3 separate regions of the Homo sapiens genome follow, and all the other regions are linked to region 1. A link is an interaction called in ENCODE POLR2A ChIA-PET data of the cell type or tissue named here. Cell type or tissue: MCF 10A. All regions are shown on one strand. Links, peaks and the distances in the headings refer to the core of each region. The heading gives the core; the rest is flanking DNA. Region 1 overlaps MRTFA (myocardin related transcription factor A). Region 2 overlaps MRTFA (myocardin related transcription factor A). Region 3 overlaps MRTFA (myocardin related transcription factor A).

Evidence for each region. ChIA-PET counts read pairs that join two places held together with the same protein. Peaks named below come from ENCODE experiments on the same cell type or tissue, not always from the same donor. Only the 100,000 strongest peaks of a DNase experiment are listed, where the experiment ranks them.
Region 2: POLR2A ChIA-PET joins it to region 1 with 11 read pairs; 10 of 35 experiments call an interaction of 5 or more read pairs at or near these places.
Region 3: POLR2A ChIA-PET joins it to region 1 with 28 read pairs; 10 of 35 experiments call an interaction of 5 or more read pairs at or near these places.

The regions. Positions count from the first base shown.
Region 1 is chr22:40,530,949-40,536,370 of GRCh38, reverse strand. The region is part of intron 3 of MRTFA (myocardin related transcription factor A); the gene reads left to right. Among named protein-coding and RNA genes, the nearest start is that of MRTFA-AS1, 12 kb to the right of the region's middle. In MCF 10A, for the core only: no CTCF peak of the experiment used is centred there; DNase peaks (open chromatin) are centred at 1,250 and 2,500.
Region 2 is chr22:40,586,559-40,591,980 of GRCh38, reverse strand. The region is part of intron 2 of MRTFA (myocardin related transcription factor A); the gene reads left to right. It also overlaps the pseudogene RPL4P6. Among named protein-coding and RNA genes, the nearest start is that of MRTFA, 47 kb to the left of the region's middle. In MCF 10A, for the core only: no CTCF peak of the experiment used is centred there; a DNase peak (open chromatin) is centred at 3,030.
Region 3 is chr22:40,596,367-40,601,788 of GRCh38, reverse strand. The region is part of intron 1 of MRTFA (myocardin related transcription factor A); the gene reads left to right. Among named protein-coding and RNA genes, the nearest start is that of MRTFA, 38 kb to the left of the region's middle. In MCF 10A, for the core only: no CTCF peak of the experiment used is centred there; no DNase peak of the experiment used is centred there.

The DNA.
Region 1 (5,422 bases), core at 114-5,113:
GCTGCCCGCTGAACTCCATCCTCCCGGCGGTCGGGCGGCGGCGGCTTCGGCCCATTTATTTATTTATTGAGACAGGGTCTTGCTCTGTTGCCCAGGCTGGAGTTTAGTGGGGTGATCACAGCTCACTGTAGCCTGGAACTCCTGGGCCCAAGTGATCCTCCTGCCTCAACCTCCCAAGTAGCTGGGACTACAGACAGGCATCACCATACCTGGCTTTTTTTCTTTTTCTTTTTTTTTTTTTTGGTAGAGATGGGGTCTTGCCATGTTGCCCAACCTGGTCTCTAACTTCTAGTTTCAACCCACCCTCCCGTTTGGCCTACGAAAGTAAGTGCTTCTTGTTTAATTTTTTAAAGATTACTGTTTAAAAAATTGTTTTTCTTTTATTTAGGTCTTTTTACCTCAAAGTGCCAGTGAGATAGTGGGTGTGGAATTGCTAAGAAAAAGTCAAATCAACTGAGATGTTATGTTTATTTGTTATTCCTATCACATGACTCTCAATATCTCCTGTGGTGCTGGAGTATTGACACTGTGGCATTACATGCTCTCTTCTATGGCGAACAGTTTTGGCAGGAGGGAGACAGCCAGCCCTCTGCCCTTCCTACCATCTTCTGTGCAGGAATCTTAAAGTTTATATTTATTTTCCTGTAAATACCGAACTGTGAAAACTTGTTTCATTTGAAAACCCTCATTACTAGAGAGACAAAGTAAATTTAACAAAGACCAGGTGTGGTGGTTCAGGCCTGTAATCCCAACACTTTGGGTAGCTGAGGCAGGGGGATCACTTGAGCTTAGGAGTTCGAGACCAGCCTGGGCAACATGGTGAAACCCCATCTTTACTAAAAATACAAAAGTTAGCTGGGTGTGGTGGCATATGCCTGTAGTCCCAGCTACTTGGGAGGCTGAGGTAGGAGGATCGCTTGAACTTGGGAGGTTGAGGCTGCAGTGACCTGAGATCATGCCATTGTACTCAGTCTGGGGGACAGAGTGAGACCTAGTCTCAAAAAGAAAAAAAAAAAAAAAAAGAAAAAACCTCTCACACAGCAAATTATACAGCCCACATAAGGACCAAGGAATGACTCAATCTTCTCAACCTTTTAGGGATGCTTTTCCCTTAGTTGCTAACCTTTGACCAGACTGTCATGTAGACTCAAAGTTGAAATTTACCCGTTTTTCCTAAGTCAGTTTGAAAATTTGGTTGCCAGAAGGGGCCAGTGAGATGCTTCTGCTTTCCCAGAGCAGCATTTAGCCCACACTGGCTGCTACTCATTGCCTGTTGAGTCATTCCCACAGTTCTATATAGAGCTTTTCTGGCTTTTCTTTTAAACATGATGTTCTTGGAGTGAGAAAGGAAGGAAGTTTTTCTCTCTTGTACTGAGTCTCCCTCACCCCAAATTTGCATTGCTTCTCTTTACTAATAACAAAATATTGCCTTCAGTCATTCTGAGACTATTTTCTCTCTTAAGGTCTCCTACTGCTTTTATTTACCATTTGTTTACTATGTAAGCATTAAGGTATTCGCTGGGCTATTGGCAGCAGCCAGCTTTCACATACAGGCTGATAGTTAACGAGAAAGATTGAAGAATTCTAGATAAACACACCAAACATGGATTCTTAGTTTCCAACTTTAAAAAATTCAGTCAGATAGACTGAAAGTAATCTTAATATCATTGTTATGAATATCAGTTAATGAAAGGTGCTGTGGGGAGCAGTGGCTCATGCCTGTAATCCCAGCACTTTGTGAGGCTAAGGTGGGCAGATCGCTTGAGCCTAGGAGTTTGAGACCAGCTACTCAGGAGGCTGAGGTGGGAGGAGCACTTGAGCCTGGAAGGTCGAGGTTGCAGTAAGCCACATTTGCACCACTGCATTCCAGTCTGGGCAACGGAGTGAGACCCTGTCTCAAACATACAAAAAAAGTAAATGAAATCAAATAACATCAGTATACTGTCTATTCACAGACCGTATGTCTAATATAGGCACAAGTAAGAGGCTCTTTTAGGGGACTGACAGATCTGAAAGACAGATTACAGCTCTGGAATGTATTCAGATGACTTTTTGAAACAGATATTTTAATTGGAGTGGGGGTGGAGAAATAGTTGAGCTTCTGTAGTTAAATGTTCAACTTCCTTAGCCTGTTATCTATAAATACCACATATAAAAAAGCCGTTGGAATTCTTTTTCAGAAAATTTATGGAGCTTACATTTTGTATATATGTGTTTATATGTGTTTAATCTTCTTCCCCACCTCTCATCAATGGGTCAGTAATTGGACTGCTTCTTTCATGAGCTTGAGTTGTTTGGATTGTGTTTAATCTGTTCCACTAAACTGCATTAACAGCAGTCTCTTATAGTGGGATTTTGAACAAAACCTCATCTTCTCTTCTTGAGAGGAAAAAAGCAGTTGATCTGTTTTCTGAAAGTCTCTTTATATATGTCTCTCCCCTCCCCCAGAGACGAATAGCAAGGGGAGGAGCTTGCTCACTGTTCTAACCACACTTAGTATGTCTTAACTGGAGAGCTTTTTGGTTTCCTGTCGGCAGTAATTCAAATCTGTGTCATCTTGACTCGCCTGAAGGGTGGATAAATTGGTAACTGCACTGAGAAGGGGATATTCTCACAGTCTGATTTGAGCATAAGGCATCAGATTGAATTTGTGAAAGCTTTCAAGACAGCTTTTCTCCTGTGACTTTGACTTTCTTCATTATATTTGTGGATTTTTGTTTCTGGAAGAATCCGTCATGACTCTACTGGAACCTGAGATGTTAATGATGGCAGTACAGTCAGGTAATTCACATAAATCCTAATTTCCTAACTTGCTAATAATTTCCTACAAATCTTATTTGCCACAGGCTTCTTTAAAAAAAATGGGTCATATTTGTACTAGGAGTGGACAGAAATGGGGAGGAAGAAATGTACTGCATTTTCAGTTTTTTATTAATTTTTCTCTCATTGCAAATTCTAGTTATTCTGACAGCTTTGAATTAGATGGTTACTGGTTTTAAGATTATTCAGTTGCGGAGACCTGTTTGAGAAAAAAAACTCTTTGTCTTCTTTAATCAAGTGTTGTATTGTCTGTGGCACTGTTTTAAATGAAAGACAATTAAATTGCTTTGCTGTTTTATACATTGTTGTCTTTAATCACTAGTCTAGACTCTATGTTTTTATGAAAGCATCTTTAAATTTTTTTTCTTAGCTGTTCTTTCTTGTTTGTGGTATAACCTTTCTGTACCATCTTTTGGTTCTGTGGAAATGCCCTTAATAACACATAGGATTAGGACTAAATTTTGGAGATGGGTAAGTTTGAGCAAAGAGTCAGTCAACACAGGGGAGGATTTTTGAAATTTTATCTCTAAAAACAGTTTTCCAATTCAGAGTTTTTAAAACCCTTTTAAAAATATAGTTAGTTTTCAGTGGTTTCTTTTACTTTTAGTGTTTTTACACTTGGAAGTCAGATATCTAAAAATAGGGAATGTTCTTTTGCTATTTTTAGATCTCTACTAAAATGTAATCTGTAGTGTTTTCTTGTTTCAGAGCATATCTTAAAAGATTCAGACAAGTGGCATTTGGGGACCTCTTCCCCATCCACTGGCTTTCACTCAAAGGAAAATAAGACTTCTTGGTTCTGGCAGATACTGTCTCTGGCAGAATTGGTCTCACTGTTTTCCTTGGGGAGCATTTTAGGTAGTATGTTGAAAGACAGATATACATCAGTTGAAGACAGGATCAGATGCTATCTGGTTAATAAAGCTTATGATCAGGGAAGGGGCAAAGAAGACAGATACCACTACCATTTTGTTCTTTCTGGTTTTACTAATATGACCATAATGAGTCATTTTTTATGCATATAGGCTATGTGTTTCAGGTTGCCTTTCCTTTTCCTCCTACAGATCTATTGAGCTTTGTGTTCTAAACAAGATAGTGTGCTTATCTGAATGTTTCCCATCTGTCTTTGATGAAAAAGCTCCCAGTTAAACTAATTTGGATTTATTTATTTTTCCTGTCTATTCCAGTTCTCTGCTATGTGTGGGCAAGTGCCTGTTTTATCTTGAGGGGTAGATTTTAGCATTTGAACTCTCTCCCTTTTTAAAATCACCTTGTTACTTACAGATCATCTCAGTCCAGTAACTTTTCTTTATAAAGGTTAAAAGATTGTTTGCTTTCTTCTCAGGTAGTCTCAGTGTTCTCAGCCTTGAGAGGGAAAGGGACATACTTAATATTTTCTTGTCTTGCTTGCTAAGAGCTGTTTTTCCTTCGTCATGTGTTGGGCAGGGCTAGCCACCCATCTGTTGGACCAGCTACTTCATAAAACTTTCAAAGGATGATAGTAGGTGAAATGAAATTGACAAGAGTGTTGGATGCAGGTAGAATGAAGGGTCTGCTGTAGCGTGTATGTGGACTTCTTTCTTTTGTTTATGTTCGTAAAAGTGGAGAGACTCTGGATATAGAAAGGGTAATAGCAAACTGATATCTCCAGTACCTGTCTCCTATATGATCAAAAACATTAACAATGTGTTGGTTTTGTAAAATTGCTACTGTTTTGTTCTGAAGTGCTGTAGCCATTAGCTGGATTGTAACAGTAATATGACAGCTGTATAGTAAAATACTGTCTCTCTTTATGATAGGAAATGAAAAAGCATCTGTTATGAAGCCTCAGTGAACTAAAAGCCATTCTCTGAAAAGTCAAGACTTTTGGGCTTTATCAGTAGATAAACATGAGCCATAGGTTTTCTAGCAATAGAATATTTTAACCTATATGAATATATGCTTTATAGGTGAGACTGCTATTTAATGAGAGTTTTAAAGTAACTAAACCTTGTTGACAGAATTCAGGATGGAAAGTTTTACCCTAAATAAAACTTCAGGATATTGAATATGATAGCAAAGTTCCAGGGTATGTTTTATATTTATGAACAATTTTCATTTGAATATTTGGAGCTTGGGGGTTTTGGTGAGACATGTTCATGTATGTTATATACAAACTTTCAGGCCTGGCATGGTGGCTCACACCTGTAATCCCAACACTTCAGGAGGCTGAGGCAGGAGGATCGCTTAAGCCCAAGAGTTCAAGACCCATCTCTACAAAAAATTAAAAAAAAAAAAAAAAAAAAAAAGCCAGGTATGATGGTGCCCACCTGTAGTCAGAGCTACTTGGGAAGCTGAGGTGGGAGGATCGATTGAGCCCAGGAGGTCGAGGCTGCAACAAGCTATGATCATGCCATTCTACTCCAACTGGGGCGACAGAGCAAGATTCTGTCTCAAAAAATAAAACTTTCATCCTCCTCACTGCTGGTGGTCTCTTACTGGTCCTTTGGAACCAGCCAGATGTATATGTCTTCCTAATTAGATTATTAGCTTCTCAAGGGCAATATATTAATCTATATATTGGCTTCTGATACTGGCACATGGTACTTAGTATTTTTGAATG
Region 2 (5,422 bases), core at 310-5,309, 55 kb before region 1:
AAGTCTTCCTTCTCCTTTGGACTTGTGCATATATCTATGAAAGAAGAAAATCTGGTTAAGAGCAGCAGAATTACCTGGAGATACTATACTGTCCTTTCAAGGGCTGAAATGGACACATTAACATTTCTTAATCTATGCATTTTTCCATTTTTATTTTTCTGTCTATTGAATGAATTACTGTACTTTTCCTCTTGGCCACTTCCTTTTTATGGTTTAGTGAGATAAACTTAATATAATTTTTCCTTCTTTGTTGAACAAATGTTAGTTCTTTAAAAATAACTTTGAGGTATAATTTATATACTACAGAATTTACCTGTTTGAAGTGTACAGTTTATTTTTAGTAATTTTGTGGAGATGTGCAACCATTACCCCACTCCAGTATTACATTTCCAATACCCCAGAAAGATCCCTTGTAAACACCATTTTTAAACTTCCTTTGAAGTAAGGCGCACATTTTATTAAGTTCTGCATCGGATTTAATCTTCCACTCATGAAGTTTTCCACCACTCTGCGTATTGCACGTCTTCTTTCCTCCTCTTCTTTATATATTAGTTTCTTATTACTGGTCAAACATACCACTCTTTTGTTATTTTTATTACATTTTCTCAACACTTTTTAAAAAGTGTAACCTTGAAAAGAAGGGATTTAGCTTTTATTCAAAGTTATTTTTTTCTTTGAAAGTTGTTATCTTTTTTTTTTTTTTTGAGACGGAGTCTCGCTCTTTTGCCCAGGCCGGAGTGGAAAGTTGTTATTTTATAATGCCTCAGGCCTCTCAGTAAGAGCTCGTTATTATTTCTGGGTTTTCTGTTCACTTCATTTGCTATTTATTTATTTATTTATTTATTTTGAGACGGAGTCTCGCTCTGTCGCCAGGCTGGAGTGCAGTGGCGCGATCTCAGCTCACTGCAGCCTCCACCTCCCAGGTTCAAGCAATTCTCCTGCCTCAGCCTCCTGAGTAGCTGGGACTACAGGCGCGTGCCACCACGCCCGGCTAATTTTTTGTATTTTTTTGGTAGAGACGGGGTTTCACCATGTTGGCCAGGATGGTCTTGATTTCTTGACTTTGTGATCTGCCTGCCTTGGCCTCCTAAAGTGGTGGGGTTACAGCTGTGAGCCACCGTGCCCAGCTGCTATTTATTTATTTTTAAAGGGAATAATTTATTGGTTATTTCTTGTGTGTGTATACAGACTAGGTATTAGCTGATTTGGAGAATTCTGCTCTGTGCATAAGTATTCAGATACTCAGTAAAAGATGTGAATATTGTCATACACTTGAGCTTTTCCTTTTTTTTTTTTTTTTCTTTTTTTGAGACAGAGTCTTGTTCTGTTACACAGGCTGGAGTGCAATGGTGTGATCTTGGCTCACTGCAGCCTCCGCCTCCGCCTCCTGGGTTCAAGCAATTCTCGTGCCTCAGCCTCCTGAGTAACTGGGATTACAGGTGTGTGCCACTATGCCCGACTAATTTTTGTATTTTTAGTAGAGACGGGGTTTCACCATGTTGGCCAGGCTGGTCTCAAACTCCTAACCTCGTGACCCACCCACCTCGACCTCCCAAATTGCTGGGATTACAGGTATGAGCCACCGCGCCCGGCTACACTGGAGCTTTTTAAAGGCTTACCTACCATGTTGGTTTGTCTCATTAATGATGATGTTAAATCTCATCATTGGTTGAGTTCCTGTCTGCCAGATTTATCCATTGTAAACTGTCTTTTCCCCTTAGTGATACATAATCTATACAGCCATACTAATTATTTACTTTTGATATCTCTTGTACAGAAGTGCCATGTAGTTGTCGTAGTAGCAATACATCTTCTTAGAGCAACAAACTAACCTGGCTAACAGTGTTTAAAAATTGAGTATTATGTGGAAGACAGTATGCAAAAAATGCAAAAAAATGAAGTTCAGAATTCATTTAATTTAAGCTTCTTTGTAATGTGAAGTTTTTTTTTTTTTTTTTCGAGACGGAGTCTCGCTCTGTCTCCCAGGCTGGAGTGCAGTGGTACGATCTCAGCTCACTGCAACCTCCGCCTCCCGGGTTCAAGCGATTCTCCTGCCCCAGCCTCCTGAGTAGCTGGGATTACAGGTGTGTGCCACCATGCCTGGCTAATTTTTGTATTTAGAGATGGGGTTTCACCATGTTGGTCAGGCTGGTCTTGAACTTCTGACCTTGTGATTCGCCTGCCTCGGCCTCCCAAAGTGCTGGGATTAAAGGTGTGAGCCACCGTGCCCGGCCTTGTAATATGAATTTTTAAGTGCAGAGTTTAAATACAGTTGCTTAAGAGCCTTGGGACGCAAATTTAGTTTTCCTTGGGTCATAAGGAATTTTTGTTGACAACCTTTTCACAGTTGTACTTTAGTAGACATTATTAGCATGTAGTAGACATTATTAACATTTTTCATAGTTTTCAGACAAGTTCTTTCCTGCTTTTAAAATTCCTTCCTCCAGTCTTCTCATGTATCCCTTGGAACAATACAGCTCTTACTGAGGGGTCTGGAGTTATCTGGGTTTGAACCCTGGCTCAGCAGTTACTTAACCTCTCTGTACTTCACTATTCTCCTTTGTAAAATAGAATAGTAATACCTCATACGTTTTTATGAGGATTAAATAGGCATTTGGCACTTTTGTTGGTCACAGATGTTCAGTAAGCCTGTATATTATTCTCAGTCTGATAACACTTGTCACATAGTAGGCAGTGATTTTTTCCTTTATAAGCTGTACATGTATACATAAACATATAAATGTAGCTCATAGATGTTGCTCAAGGAAATAATCATAGACATTCCTGCTGTAATTGTCTCTGTCACAATCTTGGGGGGAGATTTAGATTCACTTTTTTAGGATACTTGTAGGATCCATATGTTAACCATACACCCCCCAACCATGTCTACATTTGCTGCATATTACTTTGAATATAAGATTTCGGCACTGCGTAGTGCTATGAAAAAAATGGTAAATATTATTTCTACCTCAGACTATATGATCTTTTTTTTTCCCCTGAGACAAGGTCTTACTCTATTGCCCCAGGCTGGAATGCAGTGGCGCAATCATAGCTCATAGCAGCTTTGCACTCCTGGACTCAAGCAGTCATCCTGCCTCAGCCTCCTCGGTAGCTAGGATTGCAGGCATGTGCCACTATGCCTGGCTAATTTTTAAATTTTTTGTAGAGATGGAGTCTCGCCATGTTTCCCAGGGTGGTCTCGAACTCCTGGGCTCGAGCAGTCCTCTGCCTTTGGCTTCCCAAAGCATTGGGATTATAGGTGTGAGCCAATACATCTGGCCCAGACTATATGATCTTAATGTGTACGTTGGAAATGGTTAAATTCAAGGCACTGTTACTATGTTACATCTCTGACCTGAATTGGAGGCCACAGTTCATTAACTGGCAATCTATTGATCTAAGTACAGTTACCAACTAAATTTTTCAGTGGTTCTCAATGGGGAAGGTACCATATATCCAAAGGGTATTTGGAAAAGTATGGAGGCATTTTTGGTTGTTAAGTGACTGTGGGTGGGAGATGCATCACTGGCATTTGGTGGAGAAAACTCAGAATTGTTCACCCAAAATGCCAATAGCGTCACTGTTGTGAAATTAAGCTAAATACTTTGGTAAATCAGTAGATAATGTTTTATCTTAGTTACAAAAAAAAGTTGAGGCTGGGCGCGGTGGCTCACACCTGTAATCCCAGCACTTTGGAAGGCCGAGGCAGGTGGATCACAAGGTCAGGAGTTAGAGATCAGCCTGACCAACATGGTGAAACCTCATCTATACTAAAAATACAAAAATTATCTGGGCGTGGTGGCGCGTGCCTGTAATCCTAGCTACTCAGGAGGCTGAGGCGGGAGAATCGCTTGAACCTGGGAGGCGGAGGTTGCAGTGAGCCGAGACTGCGCCACTGCACTCCAGCCTGGGCGACAGAGCGAGACTCTGTCTCCAAAAAAAAAAAAAAAAAATGTTGGAGTGTGGCCTTCTCACCTTCCCATGGATGTGCTGATCCACTGTTATCAGTGTACTCTGAAAAAGGGGAGTCATCTGGCAAAAATGTCACTTTGTCTCCTGTATTCAAGGCTCCCATTCCACCAGATATTGTGAACTTTGTTCACACCAACTTGCACAAAAACAACAGACAGCCCTATCTTGTTAGTGAATTAGCAGGTCGTCAGACCAGTGCTGAATCTTGGGGTACTGGCAGAGTTGGGTCTCAAATTCCCAGAGTTTGAGGTGGTGGGACTCACTCTTTTGGCCAGGGTGCTTTTGGAAATATCTGTCATGGAGGCCACATGTTTGCACCAACCAAAACCTGGCACTGTTGGCACTGTAGAGTGAACACAATCCAAAAAACAATATGCTATCTGTTCTCCCCTGGCTGCCTCTGCCTTACCAGTGCTGGTCATGTCTACAGGTCATCATATTAAGGAAGTTCCTGAACTTTTTTTGGTGGTCAGAGATAAAGTTGAAGGCTACAAGACAATCAAGGAGGCTGTTTTGCCACTTAAGCCTGGAGTGATACAAAAAAGGGCTATGCCTCTCAGCAAATGAGAGCTGGCAAGGGCAAAATGAGAAACCATCGTATCCAGCGCAAGGGACCCTGCATCGTCTCTAATGAAGATGATTGTATTGTCAAAGCCTTCCGAAACATTCCTAGAATTATTCTGCTTAATGTAAGCAAACTGAACATTTTGAAACTTGCTCCTGATGGGCATGTGGGACATTTCTGCATTTGGACTGAAAGTGCTTTCTAGAAGTTAGACAATTGTGTGGCACTTGGTGTAAAGCTGTTTCCTCAAGAGTAACTGCAATCTTTGCATGCACAAGATGATCAATACAGACCTTAGCAGAATCTTGAAAAGCCCAGACATCCAAAGCCCTTCAAGCACGTTGCAGGAAGATTCATCGTAGAGTCCTGGGGACAAACCTCCTGGAAAACCTGAAAATCATGTTGAAGCTAAACCCATATGCAAAGACCATGCTCTGCAACACCAGGCTTTGCCAGGCCAGCAACCACAAACTCCAGGTGGATAAGGCAGCGGCGGCGGTGGCAGCAGCAGCAGCAGCACCAGCACCAGCACCAGCAGCACCAGCAGCACCAGCAGCACTAGAGGCCAAATCAGATGAGAAAGGGGGTTGCAGTCAAGAAGCCTGTGGTAGGGAAGAAAGGAAAGAAGGTTGTTGTTTTTAAGCAGGAGAAACCTCTGGTGGGAAAAAGGGCAGCAGCTACCAACCAAGACATCAGTAGCTGAAAAAAAAACCTACCACAGAGGAAACGAAGCCTGCTGCATGAGCTTGTTGGTTTATTCCATAAAGGTCAAATAATTTTGGACAGCTTATTTTTAATAAAGACCTGATCAGTGAAAAAAACAGTGATTGCTCATGGCAGGAAGCTTTTTGAACAAATCCTTCAGAGCTTTAGTATGTAATCTCT
Region 3 (5,422 bases), core at 256-5,255, 65 kb before region 1:
TTAAAGAGACAAAGTCTTGCTCTGGTACTCAGGTGGATCACAGTGGCACATCCATGGCTCAGTGTAACCATACCCAGCTGATCTTCAGGCTTTAAAGGTTATGGCCAGTCATTCAGAATTAATCAGTATCAAACGATGAGTATTTTTTTTTGTCATCTATGTGATAACTGCTGAAATTAACTTATTATAAAACTAGGCTAGAGTCTAGGCTAAATTAAATTTGTGTTTTGTCAGCTACTATAAGACAGTAAAATGGAAGTATTAAAAAACATTATTTCGAAGTTGGGCATGGTGGCTCATGCCTGTAATCCCAGCACTTTAGGAGGTCAAGGCAGGAGGATCGCTTGAAGCTAGGAGTTTGACACCAGCCTGGGCAAAATAGACTCTGTCACTACAAAAATAAAAAATTAGCCAGGCATGGTGGCACATGCCTGTAGTCTGGCTCCTCTGAAGGCGGAGGCAGGGAGGAGCACTTGAGCCAAGGAGTTTGAGGTTGCATTGAGCTATAGATGTGCCACTGTGATCCAGTCTGCACAATAGAGCAAGACCATGTCTCAAAAAAACAAAAAAAAGTTCAAAAACTTAAAAATTGTAAAGTGGGTTTTGCTTTGCAGTTTCAAAAGGAAAGAGCTATATCTACTTCTCTGGAGCTACTATGTCTGAGTCTTAATAATGGTCAAACAGGAGATGCTTATTATGGGATGCTGGCAGATGAAGGGAAAACTGGGAACTTTATTATAGAGTTTGAAACTCTTCTTATAAGTGGACAGTTTGAGATTGTAGTTTTTTTGTTTTGTTTTGTTTTGCTTTTTTTGAGACGGAGTCTTGCTTTGTCACCCAGGCTGGAGTACAGTGGCACAATCTTGGCTCACTGCAACCTCCACCTTCCGGGTTCAAGCTATTCTGCCTCAGCCATCTGAGTAGCTGGGACTACAGGCGTGTGCCACCACGGCCGGCTAATTTTTGTATCTTTAGAAGAGACGGGGTTTCACTACGTTGGCCAGGCTGGTCTCGAACTCCTGACCTTGTGATCCGCCTGCCTCGGCCTCCCAAAGTTCTGGGATTACAGGCGTGAGCCACCAAGCCCAGCCAAGATTGTAGTTTTTTATTTTGTAAAGTATTGCATATGTTATGGTACCTTAATGAGCACATGAGCATGTTCGGTTGAATTCTGCATCTGGGTTGACCAGCAGGCTACATAGGCCTTCTTTATTTTCTCTCTCCCTTTTTAATATATACAGGTATTGCTTCCATTTTCCTCTTGTCACCTTAATCAAATATAATCTCAGCCTCTCAAAGTGCTGAGATTACAAGTGTGGGCCAGCATGCCCTGCCTTAACTGTTCTTTAAAATCTCTATGCACATCACACCGATAATCGGAAAGGAAAGATTTGTGGTGGATATGAAAGGCAGCAGAGTGTATTGCTTCTTGTAGGAGGTTATGGATATGCCTAGGAGCACAGTGGTTTCTCTTGACTCCTTTAAGACTCTTGGATCGCTTTAGTCATTACCAGCACTTTGCATGGATTCGCATTTCTGCCTCCCTTACTTGTTTCAGGGGGCCTAGTTTATTTAATCTTCTCTTTGGGTGCAGAAGAAAGAGCAAACAGAGGAATCAGGCAGAGAGAGATTAAGATTTTTTTCATAGGTGTTCAGTTTGAGGAGATATGTAACAATATCTGTTGAGGTGGACTGCTTAAAAACCACAATTCCAAAAAATCCCCACAGTTTATTCCTTTAACTGGAAATTGTTATTTTCCCTCTGCTTTTTTTTTTTTTGATAAGTCAAACCTCTAAATTGATTTTCTTTTGTCTTTCTTCCTTTTCCTTTTTCCCCTCTTCATTCCATTTTTGTTCCTTTCCCTTCACTTCTTTTTTTTTTTTTAAAGACACAGCGTGTCTCACTCTGTCGCTCAGGCTGGAGTGCAGTGGTGTAATCATAGCTCGCTGCGGCCTCAACCTCCCGGGGTCAAGCGATCCTCCTACCTCAGCCTCCTGAGTAGTTGGGACTTTAGGCAAACACCACCATGCCTGATTAATTTTTGTATTTTTTGTAGCGATGGGGTTTTGCCATATTGCCCAGTCTGGTCTCAAACTCCTGGGTTCAAGCAGTCCGCTCGCTTCTGCCTCTCCCAGAGTGTTGGAATTACAGGTGTGAGCCACTGTGCCTGGCAACTTTCCTTTTATCCTTTGCATTCTCTTCCCCTAAATTAAAATGGATTAGTGGCATTCTTTCCAAAGAAGTGCTTGTTTGAAAGAAGACCCAGAATTCTATGAAATTGCTTTTTTTCTTTGTGGGAAGTTTATTTTTTAGAAGATAAGGATAATGTCATCTTAGATTGTAAAAATTATTCTCATCCCCTTTGGAATGTAAGGAAATCTTTTAAAAGCTAAATTTCCACTGGAGAGTCTATGTGCGTATGTATTGAGCCAAAAGTATTGAAAATAATTGCTATAGTTTTCTAATGCCCAAGTTTTTTTTGTTTGTTTGAGACGGAGTTTCGTTCTTGTTGCCCAGGCTGAAGTGCAATGGCCCGATCTCGGCTCACTGCAACCTCCGCCTCCTGGGTTCAAGCGATTCTCCTGCCTCAGCCTCCTGAGTAGCTGGGATTACAGGCATGCACCACTATGCCCAGCTAATTTTTCTATTTTTAGTAGAGATGGGGTTTCTCCATGTTGGCCAGGCTAGTCTCGAACTCCCAACCTCAGGTGATCAGCCCGCCCCGGCCCCCCAAGGTTCTGGGATTACAGGTGTGAGCCACCACGCCCAGGTTTTTTTTTTTTTTTTTTTAGATGGAGTTTCCCTCTTGTTGCCCAGGCTGGAGTGCAGTGGCACAATCTTGACTCACCGCAACCTCCAGCCTCTGCCTCCCGGGTTCAAGCAGTTGTCCTGCCTCAGCCTCCCAAGTAGCTGGGATTATAGGCGTGCACTGCCACACCTGGCTATTTTTTTTTTTTTTTTAAAGTAGCGACGGAATTTCTCCATGTTGGTTAGGCTGAACTCCTGACCTCAGGTAATTCGCCCTCCTCAGCTTCCCAAAATACTGGAATTACAGGTGTGAGCCACTGTACCTGGCCTCTAATACCCAAGTTTTTAAGGAACAATATTTCCAATTTTGGGGGGGCACACACATCTAATTTTTAAAATCTTCCCAGTTAGGGAATGGATATTTAAACTTTTCTGTTGTAATTTCAAAAACAGTGTGTTTAGTAGTATGTAGTAGAATAAATACATTGTACTAGTAATCAGATTCTGGCTCATTTTTCTTTTATCAGATCACTGAACTCTTGTGCTGTAGTTCCCCAACTGAAAATGAAAATACTGGATGTGTTAGTTTCTGAGGTTCTTGTTATAAAAGTGTAGTTATTCTAGGTTTTATTGGCATTTCTCTAATGCTGATAAAAGATTAAGATAATTTTGCTTGTAATACTATTCATATAAAAATAGAATTCATTTCAATATAAAATGAGTTAGACTTGGATTCTAAAGGGGCTTAGTCAGTGAATGACTAAAACAACCTTTATATAAGATGGTCTCATGTAGCAATCAATTTCAAGATCCATTCTCTAGGAGGCTGGGGAGGGGCGGGGGAGGGAAACAACCACCAAAAAATAACATTGTCTGACAACTTTGAGCTAAAATCCAGGATCTTAATTTGAGATTAATGTAAGAAATCTGTCAGGTATTTTTAAAAAGTAACTCATCACTATTTAGGAGTTGACTTTTTCTGTTGTAGCTTTCATTGAAGGACTATTGTTTTAGTCATTCTCTCCTAAATTCCTTTTCCTGAGACTAAAAGATTGAGCTCATACCTTTGCATAACGATCTGGAGAGTATTTTAAACTTGGCATGTTCAAACCTGGCAGACTCGATTAATATGTGGACAAACTAGCACATTAGAACATTTTTTAAGTTCCAAGCCATAAATGTTTTAAATGAACATGGGCATGTATAAAATTAATACTTAAGCCTTCAAATAGCACAGACTTTCAAAATGCCTGTTGCCTTGGGTGACTGATTTTCAGTGAGGCTCTCGCTTACCCTACACATTTCTTCCTCTGCGTGAAGCAGTGCCAGGCACAGAGTCAGGAGAGGGTTTGCTCCTTTGGCGCTCTACTACCCTCTGCTTTCGGCAGAGAAAAGGCTGCTGTTTTACTTCTTAAACTCCTACCATATGGAAAGCTTCTAAAAATAAACTTTGGATTTGTATTGGACTTCTAAATTTGTAACCTTCTTTATCCATGACTAAAGCCAATGTAAATACCTTTAGCTACTCTACATACAAAGCTGTGGCACCGTTTTAGTAAGAAAGATCACCAACCATAATATTTAAATTATCAACTGAATTAGTTTACCTTTCATTTATGTCTTAGTTGGCATGGATAAGGACCTGGTTGTGTTGTCAAGCAAAAACTAGTTGGTGGTTTTTAGTGAATCCACTTTAATTTTTTGTTCATGAATTGTTGGTGTAATTACGTAGCAGACGTATTCGTGAGAATGTAGAAGTACACTAGCTTTTGACACAACAGATTGTTTAAATGGATCGTTATTCACTTTGTAAATTCTGGTCAGTTGGGCCTTCTATCAGCAAGTATATAATGAGCACCTGTTACTTGCCAGGCACTGCTAGGTCTTGCGAGATACAAAGTTGTATAAAAGATGATTCTTGTTCAGACAAGTAAGAGAGAAAGGAAGAAGAAAACCTGGGGACAACCAAATGTTTTAACTGTGTTAACAGAGAAATAGATGCTATGAGAGCATGAGAGCATGGAGGAGAGATGAGTAGAGTAATAGTTGGCTTTTTTTTTTTGAGACAGAGTCTCACTCTGTTGCCTAGGCTGCTGGAGTGCAGTGGTGTGATCTCGGCTCATTGCAACCTCCACCTCCCAGGTTCAAGTGATTCTCATGCCTCAGCCTCCCGAGTAGCTGGGATTACAGGTGTGTACCACCACTCCGAGCTATTTTTTTGTTGTTGTTGTTTTTGAGATGGAGTCTCGCTCTGTTACCCAGGCTAGAGTGCAGCAGTGTGATCTTGGCTCACTGCAGCTTCTGCCTCTCGGGTTCAAGGATTCTTGTGCGTCATCCTCCGAGTACCTGGGACTACAGGTACGTGCCACCACGCCCAGCTAATTTTTGTATTTTGTATTTAGTACAGACAGGGTTTCACCATGTTGGCCAGGCTGTTCTTGAACTCCTGACCTCAAGTGATCCGCCCGCCTTGGCCTCCCAAAGTGCTGGGATTACAGGCGTGAGTCACTGCGCCCAGCCTAATTTTTGCATTTTTAGTAGAGATGGGGCCAGGCTGGTCTTGAACTCCTGGCCTCAAGTGATCCTCCCACCCTGGCCTCCCGAAGTGCTGGCCTTTTCATAGGTGTTCAGTTTGAGGGTATATGTAACCATATCTGTTGAGGTGGACTGCTT